2 separate regions of the Homo sapiens genome follow, and region 1 is linked to region 2. The links are chromatin contacts, found by POLR2A ChIA-PET in ENCODE. All regions are on one chromosome and are shown on one strand. Each heading gives the region's core, a stretch centred on a gene start or an enhancer-like site at or near the end of the contact. The rest is flanking DNA. Distances are from core to core; before and after follow the strand shown.

What was found. ChIA-PET counts read pairs that join two places held with the same protein, here RNA polymerase II (POLR2A).
Region 1: POLR2A ChIA-PET joins it to region 2 with 13 read pairs in Panc1. The contact joins the promoter of NFKB2 here to the promoter of PAX2 in region 2. POLR2A ChIA-PET finds 5 or more read pairs at or near these places in 2 of 52 experiments (Panc1 and activated B cell).

The regions. Positions count from the first base shown.
Region 1 is chr10:102,394,405-102,398,703 of GRCh38, forward strand. It overlaps NFKB2 (nuclear factor kappa B subunit 2), which reads left to right and starts at 1,301. Exons shown (of 23, transcript NM_001322934.2): 1 at 1,301-1,392; 2 at 1,484-1,576; 3 at 1,849-1,930; 4 at 2,045-2,085; 5 at 2,321-2,419; 6 at 2,500-2,651; 7 at 2,898-3,004; 8 at 3,123-3,281; 9 at 3,577-3,681; 10 at 3,808-3,893; 11 at 3,981-4,119. The coding sequence starts at 1,556. RefSeq lists enhancers at 1-266, 1,317-1,366, 1,777-1,896, 3,368-3,662.
Region 2 is chr10:100,743,537-100,748,189 of GRCh38, forward strand. PAX2 (paired box 2) reads left to right here and starts at 2,046. Exons shown (of 10, transcript NM_000278.5): 1 at 2,046-2,767. The coding sequence starts at 2,725. RefSeq lists enhancers at 1,088-1,137, 2,237-2,778.

The DNA of each region.
Region 1 (4,299 bases), core at 51-2,550, 1.7 Mb after region 2:
GCCAGTCCAGAGTTAAACTTTCAGCCAATGAAAAAGGGCGCGAGGCGTGACGCACGGAAACGTCATGGGAATTCCCCCCTCCGGGGGGCCGAGAAGGGGCTTTCCCGGCCCTGAGCCCTGCTGGCAGGCGAGGTGTCGCGACCGGTCCCAGGTGGGTCGGGCGCGGAGAGAAGCCGCAACCAGAGCCGCCGCCACGGTGAGTGGCTGGATTCAGACCCCTGGGTGGCCGGGACAAGAGAAAAGAGGGAGGAGGGCCTTTAGCGGACAGCGCCTGGGGCTGGAGAGCAGCAGCTGCACACAGCCGGAAAGGGCGCGCAGGCGACGACACTCGGATCCACGTCGACACCGTTGTACAAAGATACGCGGACCCGTACGTACACCTGTACCTGTGCTGGCGCACACACGGCAGCGTCCGTGCAGTCGCACTCGCACACACATGCACACGGAGACGTGCCCACCGGTGCACTGGTGCCTGCACCCACACCCTTCACGCACAAACTCAAGATACGCTCACCCGTGTCCGTACATCAAGACAGGCGCTGACACACACCCACACTGAGAAGCTCGGGATTCACCTATCTACACACATGCTCGCTTGCACACTCATGTTGACGCCATGGACACACAACATGCAACCAAGCACTACAGCCGAAACACACTTGTGGAGCTGTGATGGAGACACACTCTTGTATTAGGTGGGGGGGGGGGGGGGGGAGCGTGCAGAGATCTCCCTGTCGCCTGCGCGCCCAGAACCGGTGCGGTGTGGGACCAGCTGCTGTTGTGAGGTTTGGGAGAGAGAGAAAAGAGCCCACTCCGAGGAGGAGACACTTTTCCCGCAGCCCCAGAATCGCGTTCTCGGGGCAGAACCCCGGGGCCTCCCACAGGAAAGAGCCCCCGCCTACAGGCTGTTCGAAGGGGAGGCCGTCCGACAGCAGGAATGTCCCCCCAAAAGCCCCCGGGGTTTATCAGCCGTGGCCTCCCTCCTGGCAGAAAATCCCAAGGTTGCTCCAGACCGGGGGAGGGGAGCGGGAGGCGGACTTGGCCCCAGACTGCCAGCCTCCTCCCGGCCGTGAAAGACCCTCCTGTTCCCTGCCCTGGAGGGAGGAGGGGGCTTAACCCCCACCGGGGCTTCCCGGATTCTCCTAGACCTCTGCCCGCTGAAAAGCAGCGGGAGCCCGTAGACTGTCGAGGGCCTCCCGCCCCTCCCGTCGCGAGGGCGGGGCCAGTGGCGTCATTTCCAGGCCCGCCCCCTCCGGCCCCGCCTCCCCTTGGTATTTTCGGGACTTTCCTAAGCTGCTCTAACTTTCCTGCCCCTTCCCCGGCCAAGCCCAACTCCGGATCTCGCTCTCCACCGGATCTCACCCGCCACACCCGGACAGGCGGCTGGAGGAGGTCGGACCCTCCCCCAAATCTGGGCCCCCATCTCCCGCCCACCCCCATTTAGATCTGACCCCCTCCCCCACGCCACTCCTCCCAACTTTAGGCGGGCGTCTAAAATTCTGGGAAGCAGAACCTGGCCGGAGCCACTAGACAGAGCCGGGCCTAGCCCAGAGACATGGAGAGTTGCTACAACCCAGTGAGTCATGCCGCCTGCCCCTGACCCGGCCGGCTGCCCCTCGTGTCTGTCCACCTGTCTGCCCGAGCCCCCTCTGCTGCCTTACACCTGTATGCTCGCAGATGCTCTCAGCCTGCCAGTCTGTCCATCTGTCTGCAACTCTGCCTCCAAAAGGAGCTTTCTCTTGGGTCTGAGGAGGAGGGGGGAGTGACCACTGAAGACTTGGAGATGGGAGGTGGGGCTGTGGGGGGTGCTGAGAGTCGGATGCCACCCCCAGTCTGTCTCCAAACCAGGGTCTGGATGGTATTATTGAATATGATGATTTCAAATTGAACTCCTCCATTGTGGAACCCAAGGAGCCAGCCCCAGAAACAGGTCAGCAAGTTCACTAACCTCCCCTAGTCCTAAAGCGGGGGAGGGAGAGCATGTGCCCTCTCTCTGGGGGAGGGGCTGGGAGATCGTGGCTCAGCAAGGTCTCTCTGTCCCCAGCTGATGGCCCCTACCTGGTGATCGTGGAACAGCCTAAGCAGGTGAGTGAGCAAAAGGGAGGGTGTGGAATGGCTTCAGCTTTGGGGACAAATGGGGTAGTGGTAGCTGGCTGGCCATGGAGGAGCCATTGCCGAAGGAGGCCACAGGGGATTGGATGGTCACTGCTGCTGATCAGAGTGCTGTAGTTTGGTTCAGGGCTACTACCAGGCACTGCGGTCACTGCTGGCCTGGGTGGTCTTCCCTGATCACAATGCTACTATGCCCTTGGACCTTCAGAGAGGCTTCCGATTTCGATATGGCTGTGAAGGCCCCTCCCATGGAGGACTGCCCGGTGCCTCCAGTGAGAAGGGCCGAAAGACCTATCCCACTGTCAAGGTGAGCCAGGATGGTGCTGGAGGGTGGGCTAAGTGGACAGCATGCCCAAGGCCCTGACTGACAGTCCCTGCCTCTCCTAGATCTGTAACTACGAGGGACCAGCCAAGATCGAGGTGGACCTGGTAACACACAGTGACCCACCTCGTGCTCATGCCCACAGTCTGGTGGGCAAGCAATGCTCGGAGCTGGGGATCTGCGCCGTTTCTGTGGGGCCCAAGGACATGACTGCCCAGTAGGTGCCCTCTACGCCTGGCCCCCACTGGTATGCCCGTCTGCCAGTCCCAGGCCCCAGCCCACCTCCATGAGCTTAGCATCTGACCAAGGGGAAAGATGTAGGTTGGCCCCAAACCCAAGGGCCTAAGTAGAAACTCCAATGGCTTCCTTGAGGAAGTAAGGCTGAGCTGAGCCCTGGCAATGGGAAAGGTGCCTCAGGAAGAAAGAACTGCATGGCCAAAGGCCTCCGATTCTCTCTTCTCAGATTTAACAACCTGGGTGTCCTGCATGTGACTAAGAAGAACATGATGGGGACTATGATACAAAAACTTCAGAGGCAGCGGCTCCGCTCTAGGCCCCAGGGCCTTACGGGTATGGGTGCAGGGGGTGGGTCGGGTATGGGTGCAGGGGGTGGGTGGGTCATGGGAGGTGCTCATGGAAGGAGCAGGGAGGGAGAAGCCCAGGGGTCACACATGTACCTACTGCCCAGAGGCCGAGCAGCGGGAGCTGGAGCAAGAGGCCAAAGAACTGAAGAAGGTGATGGATCTGAGTATAGTGCGGCTGCGCTTCTCTGCCTTCCTTAGAGCCAGTGATGGCTCCTTCTCCCTGCCCCTGAAGCCAGTCATCTCCCAGCCCATCCATGACAGCAGTGAGTATCCTGATTGCCTGGGGTGCCAGGCCTGGTGGCAGAGGTGGCATGAGGGGTGACCTCAAGCTGTGCAGTCAAACAGACCCAGGTTTCAGAACCTGGCCCTGCCACATATGAGCTGAGTGATCCTGAGCAAGTCATTTCCCCCCCGAAGCTTCTGTCTTTAGTAAATGTGTATATTGGGTGTTTCCTGCAGCTCCAGGGGTTGCTGAGATAAGGAATACAAAGCCCCCAGCTTCTTAAATGTGGCCTTGGCTATTGCATCATCTCAACTAATCCATATCCCACTCCATAGAATCTCCGGGGGCATCAAACCTGAAGATTTCTCGAATGGACAAGACAGCAGGCTCTGTGCGGGGTGGAGATGAAGTTTATCTGCTTTGTGACAAGGTGCAGAAAGGTGAGACTGGAGCCCACTTTGGGCACCAAGGACATCGAGTATAAGACTGGGGCCAGGGAAGCTCTAGGGTAAATGGCCCCAGAGATTCCACCGGGAGCTGTGGCCAAGCTTCCGTTTTCCTTGTAGATGACATTGAGGTTCGGTTCTATGAGGATGATGAGAATGGATGGCAGGCCTTTGGGGACTTCTCTCCCACAGATGTGCATAAACAGGTACCCAGGGCTAGGGCCCGGGCCCGGGCTGGGGGCTAAATTAGGCTAAGGACTCACTGACACCCTGTGTCTCCCTGCACCCCCCAGTATGCCATTGTGTTCCGGACACCCCCCTATCACAAGATGAAGATTGAGCGGCCTGTAACAGTGTTTCTGCAACTGAAACGCAAGCGAGGAGGGGACGTGTCTGATTCCAAACAGTTCACCTATTACCCTCTGGTGGAAGGTGGAGCTGGGCTGAGGACCTCAGGGTGCTGGCGGGGGGCCAGGCTGGGCTAGAAGAAGGTCCCAAGAGCTAGATGTGGGGATGCATGAGCCAAGTCAGAAGTGCGAGGGTCCCAGGAGGTGCTTCCTAGGAGCCGGCCCTGAGGGCTCTTCTGGGAAGGGCCCCTGAGGCATGACACAA
Region 2 (4,653 bases), core at 796-3,295:
CTCCTCTAAATAAGGACCCTTTCTCAACGTTCCTTTCACCCCAGTTCTGGGTTAATTACTTCCCAGAGGGGAAAGCCAAGGCTGTGCTAGCTAATACCACCTGAGATCCCTTGCACTCTGGCCTGGGAGCTGTTACTTTTCGGCTGCCCGAACTGTTTTCCTTCTTCGGTCCCTACACGAAGTTAGTGCGTGTTCGTGGGGTTGTGAGGCCAAAGCAAACCCGGGAGCGCCATCTGCAGGCCTCAAGAGGAAGAGACTGACCTTAGAGGCTAGGCCCTGCGTCTTCAACCTCTAGCCCAAGGGAACCAACCTGCCTAGCCACCCAAGGGAAGTGGGATAGGGGCTGGGAGGGGCAGGCGGTGAGGAGTGTTTTCCTCCCAGACTTTACCCCGCAGGTGGATTAAGCTTATTGGGCTCTGGAGGATACAGGAGGGAGGGCAAATGCCAGGATCCCAGCGGACCCAGGCCCCACAGGAGTGAGAGGCTCAGAACCTCGTCCCGCTGAGCCTGGCCTGAGCTCCTCCTGAGGAATAAGGGCATCCCAAAAACCCGGGTACAAGACGCCCAGTAGTAGTAGTTAGGCTGAGTCAGGCAGGTGCATCTCTCCCCATGGTATCTGCCGCCCAGGCTCCGGCCAGAGGGAGGGGAGCGCGAGTCCGCCGCGCTTCCGCGGGGCGCCCGGAGCTGCAGACGGGGGCTGGAGGAATCTCGGATTCGGGCTGCAAGAGCGCTGCGCAAGCTTCGCCGAGCCGCCCTTTCGCAGACCCAGGGAAGCGGGGGGAGGGAGCGAAGGAGGGAGAGAGAGTTAAAACATCAGCTGAAGTGCCAAGATGATTTATGAGACGAGGGAAAATATTTCATGAAGATCTCCCGGATATTCTGTACTTAACCAGTTAGGAGACAAAGGGCTTCTTCTGCCTGGTGCGTGCGAGCGGACCCCAGCGAGCAAGGGAGCTAGTGCCAGAGAGAGCTGCGGAGGCTCCGGCAGGAGTGGGGACGTCCCCGTGGTTGCGCCTCCTGCGCTCGCCCCGGATCCACCGAGCTAGCAGCGGGCGGCGCTCAGCCGCGTCCGCAGCCTCCTCTTCTCCCCAGCCGGGGAGAGCCAGCCTCGTCTCCCACATCCTCTGCCGCCAGCGACCTGCAGCTCCGCACTGTTTCCCTCCCCTGTACCCCCTTCCCAGTCACCCGAGGGTTCAGAAACCAAGTCCCCCGGCTCTCCCGCCATCCGCTGGGTCCCACCGAGGCAGGTGGGTACTCGCCGGAGGTCTTCAGCTCGATTCTGAACCAAGCGTTCTGGACTGCCCAGACCCGGTGGGCAAGGGGACTGGGGAGGCCCTGCGCACAGTCGCGTGGAACGGGAGGGGACAAGACAAACTGCTGGACACTTTTCCGTGGAATGAGAAGTGGGGGGTGCGTGGGTGGGAAGGTACCTCCGGAGGGAAAGGCCAAAGGGAAGGACCAGAAAGAGAGGAAGGAAGAGCCGGGAAGGAACGGAAGGGAACTCAGAGCCGAGGGTGGTGGGGTTGGGGCTAGGGATGCGCACTGGGCCCGGGGCCGCGCGGCCCAGGCGGGCACTGGCCAGTGGATGGCAGGGCTGGGCGAGTTAGAACTGAGAGCCCGGCTTCACAGCGCAGCGCGCTCCGAGGCCCTCTGTCGTTACCTGAATATTCATTAGACTGACCGCTCTTTATCCTTATCTAGCGTTTATCTTATCGGCGAGTTTCGTTTCTCAGTGTAGTTTTAATCCCGGGCTCCCATTCCCCCTCCCCCGGTCCGCTCCCCTCCCTCCCTCTTCCTTCGCCGGCTGCTCCCTCCCTCCCTCCCTCCCATTTCTCCCTCCCCTGCCCTCCCCTAGCCGGCACCGGAGTGACAGGCTCGGGGCCCTCCTCGCCGAAGCTCGGGGCTCCAGCGCTGGCGAATCACAGAGTGGTGGAATCTATTGCCTTTGTCTGACAAGTCATCCATCTCCCGGCGCGGGGAGGGGGAGGAGGTCTGGAGGGGGCTTTGCAGCTTTTAGAGAGACACACACCGGGAGCCGAGGCTCCAGTCTCCGGCCGAGTCTTCTCGCAGCCGCAACCCACCTGGGGCCAGCCCAGAGCTGCCAGCGCCGCTCGGCTCCCTCCCTCCCTCCCGGCCCTTCGGCCGCGGCGGCGTGCGCCTGCCTTTTCCGGGGGCGGGGGCCTGGCCCGCGCGCTCCCCTCCCGCAGGCGCCACCTCGGACATCCCCGGGATTGCTACTTCTCTGCCAACTTCGCCAACTCGCCAGCACTTGGAGAGGCCCGGCTCCCCTCCCGGCGCCCTCTGACCGCCCCCGCCCCGCGCGCTCTCCGACCACCGCCTCTCGGATGACCAGGTTCCAGGGGAGCTGAGCGAGTCGCCTCCCCCGCCCAGCTTCAGCCCTGGCTGCAGCTGCAGCGCGAGCCATGCGCCCCCAGTGCACCCCGGCCCGGCCCACCGCCCCGGGGCCATTCTGCTGACCGCCCAGCCCCGAGCCCCGACAGTGGCAAGTTGCGGCTACTGCAGTTGCAAGCTCCGGCCAACCCGGAGGAGCCCCAGCGGGGAGCGCAGTGCTGCGCCCCCCGCCCCCGCGCGCCCCGCAGCAGCCGGGCGTTCACTCATCCTCCCTCCCCCACCGTCCCTCCCTTTTCTCCTCAAGTCCTGAAGTTGAGTTTGAGAGGCGACACGGCGGCGGCGGCCGCGCTGCTCCCGCTCCTCTGCCTCCCCATGGATATGCACTGCAAAGCAGACCCCTTCTCCGCGATGCACCGTGAGTACCGGCGCCCGGCTCCTGTCCCGGCTCGGGGCTCTCCGTCCCAACCCTGTCCAGTCCCAGCGTGGCCCCGGCCCCTCGCGCTCAGGTCCCATCTTGGAGGCCTCCCTGGCTTCTGGTCCCTCTTTTCGTTCTTTCTCTCCCTCGCCCGGTGTTTCTAATGCCTCCAGTTTCTCTCCTGCCTTCTGTCACCCATTCTTACCTCTCTGTCTGCCTGCCTTCCTACCTTCCCTGATCCCTATCACCTGCCTTTGCTCTTTCTATCCGCTCCTTCTTAGGTCATGGGATCCACGGCCTCGGAGCCCTGGTTCCAGCCACCCTCTCCCTAGTCAGCCTCTTGCCCTGGGCTGGGGGGCAAATTAGCAGGCAGTTTTCAGGGTGTTGTTTTGTTGTTTTCTCTGTCTTTTCTCTCTTTCTCTCTTCCTCTGTTTGCCTCCCTCTCCTGTCTCCCCACATCTTTATCTTTCTCAAACTTAAGAGTCGTGGGGTCCAGGAGACTCCAAGAGTATTCAGCCTCAGTGTCAGGACAATTGGGCAGAAGAGTGTGGGGGTGGGGTGCCCCCTTCTGACCCTCATCTCTCAGCATCTCCAGGCCCTTCCAGCCCAGCATAGGCTTCTTGTGGGTTGGTTTGAAATATTTTCTTCCTCTTCCTTTCTTTCCCACCCCCCTTCCCTTGCCTTCCCTTCCCTTCACATTGGGAATCCCAGGTTGTCAAGACACGATGGTCATCTTTCCCTGCCTCTGCCTGGGGGATGCTCTAAAAACAAAGAGGGGCTCCGAGAAGAAATCGAAGTCAGGGAGAGAGCCAGCAGCGCAGCCTTCCAGGTGGGCCCCCGGCAGAGTGCAGCTCTGCTCTCAGCTCTGGAGGCTCCTTGCCTAGACTGCCGACTCCCCATTGAGGATCACGCAGCCAGCAACCTGGCCAGGGGGTCAGCAAAGAGCAAAAAATGAGGGGGAAAGAACAAAAGGAAAGCAAATGCCAAAGCTGAGGAGAAAGGAAAAGAGAAATCCAAACACGGGAAAGGAAATTAAAGAAAGAAAGTTGACATGATGTTACAGAAGAAAAGGGAGAAGGGAGAAAAAAATAGAGAAAAGAGGGAATTATTTTAATAAAATTTGAATTTATGCCATGTCTTTAGCTTGAAAAACTATTCTGAGATTTTTTTTGCAGGCTTTTTTTTTTAAAAGCTAAAATTCTAAATAGAAAACTCCTCCCTATCTGCAGATTAATAATTAAGGATAATTTGTAACTTTTCACAAGGAAACTTTAGACCCGGCTTGGACCTGTGTTTAGGACAAGAGAGCCGAGGAGGGAGAGCTGTGTTTTTCGCTAATCATATATTTAGCGTTGCGGGGGTTGGGGGGGGCGTTTAAAAATACTTCTGGGATAAAATATATTTTTCTAAGTAATTTCCAAGCGCAGGAAAGCCGCGCCGAGGGCATCAGGCCTCCGCGGGTCTCGGCGAGCGGGCCGGAAAGCCTCGGTCCTTTTCGGGAGGAGTGGAACCGGGTCCACACGCCGTTTTCGCCCAGCCAGCCTGCCTCGCGGCCCGCTGCCACAGCTCTCGTTCTCCTTTTTTGCGGATTCCGCCGGGGGTCCGCCGAGTCCTGGCTGCCCGCGGGCAGCCACTTTGAAACCCAAAGGTTTCTGCACGGCCAAGCAGAGGTCGGAGGGAGAGAGCCGCAGCGCGGGCCCGCGGGCCGGTGGACTGGTGGGTGAGACACCGCAGCCCGAGTCGGTGCTGGCGGCCGTGGCGCATTCCAGGCCCGACTCAGCGCCGACTCGCTGCAGTCCCCCAGCCCTGGACTCCCGCCGTGTCCCCTTCCCATCCCCACCCCTTAGACTGGGGCTGAGGGGCCGGGCCCTGAGCCCGGGGAGGCT